3 separate regions of the Homo sapiens genome follow, and all the other regions are linked to region 3. A link is a contact called in ENCODE Hi-C data. All regions are on one chromosome and are shown on one strand. The core of a region is the stretch at or near the end of the contact, and the rest is flanking DNA. Distances in the headings are between cores, read along the strand shown. Region 1 overlaps ECT2L (epithelial cell transforming 2 like). Region 2 has its middle 94 kb from the start of NHSL1. Region 3 holds the start of NMBR (neuromedin B receptor).

Region 1 (3,338 bases), core at 702-3,201, 3.3 Mb after region 3:
TCCTAATGCTAATGCCGACATCAAATTCAAAGCACTGAATGTGTGTATCATGGTCTTAGAAGTATGTATAACTCATTTCTGAATCACTTTATTGAAGACCCAAATTAATTAAATACTTAGACTATGCATGAGAGTCTGAAGGCCTTTCTCCTGTGTGTAAAAGGAATCTGTTTCACTGCTAATTGCTTTTTGTTTTTTCCTTCCTGTTTCTCAGATAAAATTTGGAGAGTTGAGATGACCAGAGAAGTGACTACTAGATAAATGGACTGTTATGGACCATTTTCAACCTATTTTTCTTCCTTTCACTGTAAACAATTAACGGCAGCTTCAGATTTAGCAAATTCAAGGAATCAATGATGTTATCAAGGGCCAAGGATTTTTTATATTTTCACTTTGCCATCCTCAACCATTTACTTTGGTCCTCGGGCTTGTCCCAAAATAGTTCTCAAATGACTAACTGCAGTGAGCATTGGTCTTCACACAACAGTCACCACAGCTAGCAGGATGGAAGAAAAGACGTTCATCCTCAAATCTTGTTTAAGTTTCTTTCAGCAAGAAGAAGACTCTCCACCCTTATGTCTCCCTGGGCAGAATTAATATCTACACGCCCTTTCCTAAAGCAGACACCATCCAGGGGAGGCAGTGATCATGATGAATTTAGTCCAACCCTGACCCACCCTTGGTAGGGTGGGGGTTACTTACCAGCCACTCCTGAAGCATAGAATGCCTTGTAGGGGGTGGAAATCAGGGTTTCTGTCAGGAAGAAGGAGAGGAATGTGGAATGGCTTGGCTGGGCCAGTAATCAACAGTGTCTAACCCGGTAAGCAGGAATTGAAGAAAGACAAGGGGAAAGATTTCTCCAGCCACCTTGAATTAAGTAATGAAAACTTGAATTATGCAAAGTATTAGTAATCTCCTATATTCTAACACTTGGTTTTTTGTTTTTTGTTTTTTTTTTGGTACATGAAGTCTTGCTCTGTAGCCCAGGCTGGAGTGCAATGGTGCGATCTCAGTTCACTGCAACCTCCACCTCCCAGGTTCAAGCGATTCTCCTGCCTCAGCCTCCCGAATAGCTGGGATTAGAGGTGCCCGCCACCACGCCCGGCTAATTTTTTTTTAATTAAAACTTGGAATATTTTGAAAAACTCCTTCCTCCTAGAGAGCTACCAAATGAAAATTTTTTTCTGATTATCTTTTTGTCATTTTTGGAATTAGGAGTGCTTTAGATATCTGAATTCATTCAACAAGCATTTATTGAGTGGCTGCTATGTGCCTGGTATGGCTCTAAGTGCTAGAGATGAAAAGAGTCACCAAAGTCTTTGCTATCATGGAGCCATCATTCTAATGGGGTAGGCAGACAGCAAATAAACAAGTCCTGCATGTCACATAGTGTCAGGTGGTGTCAAGCGGTAGACAGAGAAGCTCAACATGAGAAAGGAGGGGAGAGCAGCTCCACACACTCACAAAATGGGAGTGAGAACTTCAAGCCAGTGGATGTTGCCTAATATAGGCCAATAACCTTCCCTCCATCCACACAAAAAAAAAGAGCTTTGGCTTTCTGCTTTCTCCCTTCCTTTTAAAACGCAATGATTTCCTTTTTTTTTTTTTTTTTTTAAGCATCATCCACCTCTAAAAACCATCCCAATTGCAAATGCTAATATTTCATACAGTTATCCTTAACCAGCCCATGCAGGTAGAAGGGCAGGAACATGTGCAGAATACTGGGCAAAGGGGAAGGAAGTGAAGATGACTCAAATTTCCAGACTTGCCTTGGATATTTAGAAAACAGTCGTTTTAGATACAAGTGTACACTTTCACTTTGAATACTCCCCTCTCCTCTCTGACAAAGATTCTCTGCTTGACCAAACTTTAGTCAAGCTTCTGAAACTTCCCCTTGGCCCACCTGTGCACTTCCTTATAAAATTCTGCTTTAGTAAAGAGCCCTGTTAAGTCAGTTTAGGAAGAACCCCCCACCCCCGGATATCTTGTCAGGTTCCTCATCCTCCACCCTCCCCCAGGTGTTGTCTGAGCACCCTGGCCTGTCATCAGCGAGAGTCCTGTTGGGTCAGTGTATTCAGATCCCCGCTTACCCCTGATGTTTCCTCGAGTAATTTTCCATCCATTGAGCCCCATCCTGCTCCTTGGCTATCCGCCCATGCTGCATTTGAAGTTGAGCCCAATCTCTCTCCCGTGACCCCATGCAGCAGTCCCTGTAGCTATCTCCAAGGTTCTCAGTAACGTCCGCCTTACTGTCTTCAGCAAGTTTCATTCGATGTTTTCTTCTTTAACCTCTTTACCATCTCCACACAGAAATACTCTCCTTTTAAATGGACATTCAGTAACTGAGAGTGACATGGCTGCTCTATATTTAAAATTAACCTAGGAGTATGTTGTCTCTGAAAAACTGCACACCAGATTGCCTCACAGATCACAGCTGAGACAGACGTCCTCAAGTGAGCCCTCACAGGCTGCGTGGGAAGAATGGAAGAGGGGGTAATGAAGTGGGAGAGGGGGCTGTTCTCTCTTAATACACCTTGGTGGATATTTTTCTGCCCTCCAACCCCATTTCAAGTCTGCTCTGATGGAGACAAGTGACGAGAGTGAATCCTTCATGGGCTGTTTATGATCTCACACGCACACGCACATACACACCTGGGTCAATGCATTCCCCCTCTAGGGAATGCAGTTGCATGAATGCTGCCCCACCCATCCAGGAAAGCTGCAAGTTTGAGCAGCTCTGGCTCTGGAACCAAAGGCCTTTGTTTGAGGAATTACCAGGCACTAAGCAGAGGCAATTCAAAACCGGTTCCACCAGTGTGGCAAGGGGACTGATTCAAACTCCTCACGGGTTTCTCTGAGTGTAACAGACACAAGCAGCCCAGTTTCCTTTAAGGAGTCACAGGAAAGGTCAACCTAGTCAAGTGGTAGGGGAAAGACATCACTGGAAACCATTAGTCATGTGGACGACACGGGGCCATAACATACCAAGAAAAGCCACAATTGAGGTATAAAGTTGCTAGGCATGAAAGACCAGCAGAGAAGTCTTCCCAGGAGAAGGGACATTTTAGTTTGCCAGAGGGATGGTTTAAGAAGCTAAACCTTTAAAAAATGTCTTAAATATCATAAAATTCCACTTAGGAAATCATCTTAAAACTTACTAGGGAATACTTATTAGGCCAGGAAAGAAAACTCTAAGATATTTGAATATATCTCATAGAGATTATGAATAATTTTTTAAAAGAAAATTGTGTTGACAGTTTCCACCAATATTGCAATACCCTGTTTATAACTGACTGAATTAAAACAAAATTATTTGGAAATTATAAAACCATCTAAAA
Region 2 (3,693 bases), core at 963-3,462, 3.6 Mb after region 3:
TGTCACTCTGTTGCCTAGGCTAGAGCACAGTGACAGGATCACAGCTTACTGCAGCCTAGAACTCCCGGGGCACAAGTGATCCTCCCACCTTGGCCTCCTGAGTAGCTGGGACTACTGGTGCTTGCCACCACAGCCAACTAATTTTTAAATATTTTTTGCAGAGACAAGATCTCGTTATGTTGCCCAGGCTGGTCTCACACTCCTGACCTCAAGTGACCCTCCTGCCTTGGCCTCCCAAAGTGCTAGGATTACGGGCATGAGCCACTGTACCCAGCCTATATCTTTACTTTTAACTCTCTTCCTCTTCTTAGTGGCTGGTCCTTTTCCTGACATATACTGCCTAGAGACTGTATGCATAAAATAGCTTAAGTAAATATTATTTAGAAAGAAAATGGTTTTCAAAAAATCACTTTTTATCTTCTGTAGGTGATTGACGTACTTAGAAGGCCTGCAGAGGCCTACACCCTGTGATGTATATTGTACAGTAGGCTTGGCTTCAGCATAGTGGGAATCTCTGGTTTTGAATTTCTAAAGTGACTTGCAAAGGTCCAAGACATATAGTGAAATGTTGAGTTGCAAATTAGGGTCATGTGCTGGATGGGGCTTGTGCTGGGGAACAGGGTCTGGGCTCACGTGTGAACCAGCAGCCAGCTAACCACAGCAGGCGGCCCCTGAACGATTTTGTGGTGCACTCCTTGTTTTAAGCACTTTGCTCCTTTCAAAGTACATTTTTCTTTCTTTGTGAAAATCATCTAGAAAAGAAAAAGTCCACTTTTGAGTGAGTGATACAGAGAAATCTGTAAACTTGGGGTCTCATTAAAATCTTGCTATGTAGCCCTTTCCTTGTCAGTGTCAACGTGCTCAATTTAAAGTACACACCCTCTCAATTATTTGTCTGTTGTCTAGCTCTTCCTAGGAAGCAGAAGAGTGGTTTTCAGCTCTCGGTGCTGCTTATTGGGGATCGTATTGTATTTTGTAGATTTGGCAATGGGCCCATACATCTGTGGAGTGAAAAGCTCCCTAGGTGATTCTGATGTACAGCCATGGTCAAAAAACATTGAAATAGACAAGTGCATGAAGATCAAAGAGTTGAGGGAAAACACTCAACGATGTCACGTCAGTCCCCAAGAACAGGTACAGGGGCTGTTTTTGCTTAGAGCCGGGGAGGAGTTGCAGAAGCCCCGCGAAATTGGCAGTCCTATTGGCAGTAAATTAAGCTCTCAAGGATTGAGTTCTACGTAGCTTCATTCTCCCAAATGACTGAATAGATACTCCCACCTTGTCCTGAAATAGTTGTGAATGAGAGTCTAACTGTTCTTTGCTACTGAATACCAAAAATACTAGTACTTTAGCCAAACCCTTTCTCTGTTGCTTAGAAGCTGCTGAATCAGTGTAGTGCATTTCTCCTATTTTATCCACATCCCCCAACCACATAATTAATGTGATCAAAATAAACTGACCCCCACCACATCCCTGGAAATTTACAGCAACATTAGCATGTCAAAGGCTGGGAAAGTCCTGTAGTGAACAAGACAAAAAACCTTTTAAAAACTTTGTTTGCCCTAAGCTTATTTGCATAGGAAGATACTTTTTGCTCCTATACCTACAACTGAACAGTTTTTCCTTAACACCAGTTTGGGAAAAACTGCCCAAGTCACTTTTTGATTCAGCAGTTTTCTTAGAGTTAATTTCTGACAGCTGAACCTCTCTTTAAAATCCTCTTTGAAGTTGGACTGAATTAACAAATGGAAGGCTTGGCAAAGCAGTTTACTAATTCATAACTCTATCCCTCAGCTTTCTTTGTGTTGCTAAATACTATAATCTTTGACCCGAAAGGAAGAATACTGCTAACAAGTAAATATTTAAAAGGTCCCATGAAATATAATGTGCATGAGTTTGTGCCTGGGGAGACCGTCTACTGGAAGAAAGAAATGACTCACTTTTCATCTCCTAATGAAAGTGAGTTTGTTGTTTTACAGTAGGTTGAAAGGAAGTATTTTGAGTGCTAAGGGCTAGATTTCCTTTTATTTTTAAGTTTAGTTAGCCGTTGGCCTCACTGATTTGAGAATTGCATGTTAAGTCATAATTCCTAAGTGCGTCAGCACTCTCTCTCTGTATGAGTGAATTAGCATGATTGTGAATGAATGAACTCTGTGCTACCAAAGCCCAGCATTTGGAACAGTGAGAGGAAACGGAAACGTGACTCACTGATGTACTTGAAGACTATGAACGGGGAATCACGAACTTCAGAGCCAGACCTGAAGCATGGGAGAGTGGGCAGAGCCTGGACTGGGGCAAGGACAACGGGATTCTAGTCCTAGCAGTGCTCCTGACTGCCTCCGTGTCAGTGCTGGAATCACAGAACCCGTCTACCTCCTGTGATTAATAGGACATGTGAATTATTTGTCACTCGGATCCTTTACAGTTTCAGGATTCAATAAGTCTTTGAATTCTACTGATTCTCTGGTTTGTGTGGAAGTGGGTGTGTATGTTTTAATGGCTTTCAGATGGGATTCATCCAGGCTCCATTAAATCAACTTTATTTTTAATTTTGAAGTGAACTGCCATGACAGAGTTTGGCTAGGAAAGTCCATAACAGAAAATGAGGAAGCAAGTAAACTGATTTATAAGGCTGTGGGCAACTGACTTCCTGTGGCTGTGGCATTTGGTATATAGAATGATATATATGTGATGCTTTTGGAGAAAGGTTAATTATTGTCTACAGGCAAAATTTTTGCTCCATCACAATTGCTTTTAAAAAGCTGAAATAGCAGCTCCTAGCCACCCTGTTTCATATGTCTTACGATATTTAGAAAATATTTAGACCAGCCCACTAAAATATATCCACACACCTTTTTCCTTAAGGGCAATTACCTGCATACTTGTCAGTTTTCACTCTTTAGTTCTGGATATGTAGGGGTTTTTTTTGTTGTTGTTTTTTGTTTTTTGTTGTTTTTTGTTTTTTTGTGCGACAGTCTCGCTCTGTCGCCCAAGCTGGAGTGCAGTGGAGCAATCTTGGCTCACTGCAGCCTCCACCTCCTGGGTTCAAGTGATTCTCATGCCTCAGCCTGAGACTGTAGTAGCTGGGATTACGGGCGCCTGCCACCACCCCAGCCAATTTTTGTATTTTTAGTAGAGACGGGGTTTCCCCATGCTGGCCAGGCTGGTCTCAAACTCCTGGCCTCAAGTGATCCACCCGCCTCAGCCTCCCAAAGTGCTGGGATTATAGGTGTGAGCTACCGTGCCTGGCCTATATAGTTTTTACACAGTCATTTTTGCATATGAAGAATCTTGTGTTCTATTTTCATTCAGTTGTTTTCTTTCATGCAGGCTAAATTGACCTTGAGATGTGGGTGTGGGACCTATTAGAAATTACCTGTGCAATCTTGAAAAGTGATAATATGGGTATTTAATATTGTGTTTTGGGGAGCAGGAAACTGTAGTTTTCTTGAGGGTGATAATTAAATTCTCTTTAGTTTGATTATAGCTATGAGAATGCATTTATTGTCATGGAATAATTGAGCAAAAAACCCAAAAAACATTTTCAAATGGGAACTTTCAAAGTTACAGTCGTCTCCCTTTATCCATGAGGGATAGGTTCCAAAACCCTCGGTGGATGCCTGAAACCATGGATCCTATGGAACCCTAGATACATTATGTTTTTCCAATCTGATAACCGAGTAGTCTGTTCAG
Region 3 (3,494 bases), core at 709-3,208:
ATAAAGGAAACTGGATTAGGTTTAGAAAAATCTAGAGGGAAAGGACGACAGTGAGTAAGGTGTCCCTGGTTTGTCACAAAGATACATGATACAGGGATCGGGAACAGGAATTTCCTTTAGGGATGAGAGATTCTTTGACCTTATCCCATCACTCCCAAGCCCCATCCACTCCAGTCACAATAGTCTACTTACTCCTCCTTCCAGCAAGCCTCTACTTCGGGACTTTTATAACCTCTATGGAGAATACTCTTTCCCAGATGGTGCAAGGTATGCCTTTCACTCTTTTATTTCCCCAAATGTCAATTCAGTGAAGTGTTCCTGACCACTATGAAACTGAAATCCCATCTGCACTCCCTGCCACCACTACTCCTGATACTCTTATTCCTTTTCCTTGCTCTATTTGTCTTCATAAGCTTTTAATACTCTATGTATGATAGACTCTATATTGTTGAAACTCTCTACCTCCATTGTATGTAAGCTCCAAAAATGCAGCAAATGTAGTCACAGCGCCTACTAATGCTTGATACAAAGGTAGCTCAATGAACACATACTGAATGAATATGGACCCTGCTTGAGGAAACTGAAGAACAAGTATAATAAAAATGATGCTGTAAAATTTGAACAAAATGAAGTAATGCACAGAGAATAATCAATTTGCTGCCCACAGAAGTGGTGACATTTGGGTTAGATCTTGAATCATGAGTTTGCCAAGTGCAAGAAAAAGGTGCACATTCCAAGAGAGTGGAAGATGGTAGGTCTGAAAAGGCCTTGCACATTTGAGAAACAGGGTACATTTGGAGTATGGCAGAGATAACAGTGACCAGATTTTAGCTAACCTTACAATATACACAACAATGGACGCATTATATCCAACTTCTCAACTCTAAATATCCTTTTCAGAATTATAATTGTCCAGTTACTTGTTTTATTTGCAGTAAAGTTAAGAGTACAGAATACAAAATAAAGTTAACACAGAATTACTGGCACTCCCTTTACTCACTACAAGTTTGAGCAGAGTTAACCTATATTTTTTTTAATCAAACTGTAAATTCAACGTATAACACTCAAAGTGAAAATACTGCTTTCAAAGGTCTCAACAGCGGGTATTATTCAAAGAAGTCAAAACTAAAAATTCTGCATGGTAGGAGAGAGCAGCTGGGTGGGGAAAGGTCAAATTCAACTGCTTATTTAGTAGCAGATACTCCCCATTTAACCAAATGAGTTTCTGATTGGGCTTGCATGCTGTCATAAATAATATTCACTTATTACTATGTTTTCAACTAGTCTATCGTCCTTTTATCCACATCACTCCTTCTTTCGGACACTCACCTTCGTTTTAAACCTAACTCAATTTATTTTCAGGATTCCTATTTGAGACAAGAAGCTCTTGTGTGTACACACACAGAGAAAACCTTGGAAGATTATATTCCACAGTTCAAGAGCCTGTGTAGTCAGTACTGGAGCATTTAAGCACAAGATAGGAGAAGCAGTGGACACCATGGTGTTTTGGGATTCCTACTGCCAGGGGGTGGGAACCCAGGGAGTTCCCTGGGTAGGCTCGAGGTCAAAGCTCAGGTTTAAAGCGAGGGGGGCGGGGCATGCCCCAAGAACCTCAGGGAGGTGTGTGGGCCCTAAAATGCAACTGGGAAAGAAAGGGCGCGGCCACTCGGAAAGACTCACAGTAATAAGCCACCACAGGGTCTCGCTTGTCATGCTCCTGAGCCGTCCTCAGATGATGCTGTATGCTCTTGAACTGTGCGGGGAGCGGGGGCAGCGGTGCAAGCGCGGCCATCTCTACTCCGAACTCACCACTTCCTACTCGCGCTCCACCGGCACTTCCGCTTCCGTCTGGGCGGTAGCGCGCACGAGCGTTCAGAGCAAATGCTGCCCACTCTTCCGTTGCTCAGCGACGTCAAGTCAACTACGGATCCCCAGCTGGGACAACCTCAGGGTGCTTGGCTCTCGGCGGTTAGAACCCACAGAAGACCCGAGCATTTTGGCGCTTATGCCGCGCATGGCGCTAGCGCTCTCTGCTGGTAGGAGGAAGGGTTTTTGTTTTGTTTTGCTTTTTTGTTTGGTTTGTTGTTTGTGGCAAAAGGAAGGATAGAAAAGGAAAAACAAGAAAATAATGTATGTTGACTGGGAGAAAGTATAAAGGCGAGAATTGCCTTTGGCGTCATTCAGGAATTACCACTTCCAGTTAATATGCCACATTAATATTCCATATAGCAGTGTCCTTTAGAAGCCTTTTTGATTTTAGAAACTTTAATTTCAATACTTGCATGAGAGAGAAATAATGTGTTTAAATTGTAAATTAAATTTTTCTATGTTGACATACTGGATAAAATAATCAGATTTCGCGCCAAATTAAGCTAAACATATGAAGCTTAAAGAAGATTGAACTTTTGTTCTCAGCTGGCTAGTACGTATTTTAGTGAATGAATAATCTGTAGATCACCTTTTTTTTTTCTGGAGAGTGATTAACAATTTGTAAAGTATTTTCATATTTATTATCTTGTCTTAATGTAAGATAGGGTGTTTGGGACGTTTTCAACGCTGGTAACTCTTAACCATTGTACAGTAGGCATCACTTTTCCTTCTACCCTCAATGACTTCAATTCTCTTCCTCTCCTCTCCATCCCTTACTTATATCTTTCAGGACTGTACACTTTATTTACTTCCTCCAATAACCTTCTTTATTTTATCTCAGTCCTCAGTTTTGACAATTCATCTTAAAACTAGTTTTCACTGAAATCACACTATCCCCAAGAGCCAAAATCTCCAGCTCGGAAATTCCCCTCTGCCTACTATTTTCTGATCACTCTCTCACCCCCAGAAGAAACCGCTCCATGTCCTCATATTATCCCACTCCACATACGTTGCCTAGACCTATTTGCAAAGTCCATCATCTTATTCTGGGTCGGGCTTTTTTACTCAGCCTGAAACTCAGTTCTGTCTTCTTCCCCAATCTCAGCGGCATATTTCCTACCACTGGAGAATGTATGGTTTCTTTCTCTTTCTCTTACTCCCACTATTTGGACTTTCCAGTCAAAAGTTGCTAGATTGGTAGAGAAATCAATGAAGAAAAGCAGAGTTGGATAACCATAACTGTTTTCTTTCTATACTCACAACTTTTCATTTATTTGTTTCCTATTACTTCTTGATTCTCAACCGCAGCTGCCCTTAAAGATCAACTTTAAAGCCCACTCCAGGCATTCTCACTTAATTGTTCTAGGTGGGATCCTAAATGTCAGTATCTTTAAAAGGTCCTCATGTAATTTTAATGTTACGTCTAGGGTTAAGGACCAGTGCTGTAGTCCACAGATGGTGTTTCAAACTTCTCTCGCTCTATTCAAGCTAGGCACTCAGCCCCAATTTCCTTGGTCTACAACAGCATTTCCTGCTATTGAGATTAAGGCCACCACCAGATATGAATTATTTTGCCTTGCCTCTACCACAACTTAAAGTAATAATAACTAGCTAGCAGCATTTGC

What was found. A loop is a pair of places that touch in the nucleus more often than their neighbours do. Pooled maps may share reads with other maps.
Region 1: a loop to region 3 is called in a pooled map, with 4 times the contacts of the local background. The contact joins the enhancer-like site here to the promoter of NMBR in region 3. A Hi-C loop is called at or near these places in 2 of 50 pooled maps.
Region 2: a loop to region 3 is called in a pooled map, with 6 times the contacts of the local background. The contact joins the enhancer-like site here to the promoter of NMBR in region 3. A Hi-C loop is called at or near these places in 3 of 50 pooled maps.

Annotation. Positions count from the first base shown.
Region 1 is chr6:138,817,509-138,820,846 of GRCh38, reverse strand. The region is part of intron 4 of ECT2L (epithelial cell transforming 2 like); the gene reads right to left. Among named protein-coding and RNA genes, the nearest start is that of ECT2L, 23 kb to the right of the region's middle. Within about 2 kb of position 1,951, at least 11 of the 41 ENCODE cell types and tissues checked have a DNase peak (open chromatin) inside an H3K27ac peak, as active enhancers do.
Region 2 is chr6:138,591,875-138,595,567 of GRCh38, reverse strand. It overlaps a transcript of NHSL1 not described here. Among named protein-coding and RNA genes, the nearest start is that of NHSL1, 94 kb to the right of the region's middle. RefSeq lists enhancers at 1,964-2,033, 2,062-2,356, 3,342-3,693. Within about 2 kb of position 2,212, at least 22 of the 41 ENCODE cell types and tissues checked have a DNase peak (open chromatin) inside an H3K27ac peak, as active enhancers do.
Region 3 is chr6:142,145,586-142,149,079 of GRCh38, reverse strand. It overlaps NMBR (neuromedin B receptor), which reads left to right and starts at 1,958. Exons shown (of 4, transcript NM_002511.4): 1 at 1,958-2,036. It overlaps VTA1 (vesicle trafficking 1), which reads right to left and starts at 1,817. Exons shown (of 8, transcript NM_016485.5): 1 at 1,681-1,817. The coding sequence starts at 1,792. RefSeq lists enhancers at 1,116-1,636, 1,891-2,030, 1,794-2,088.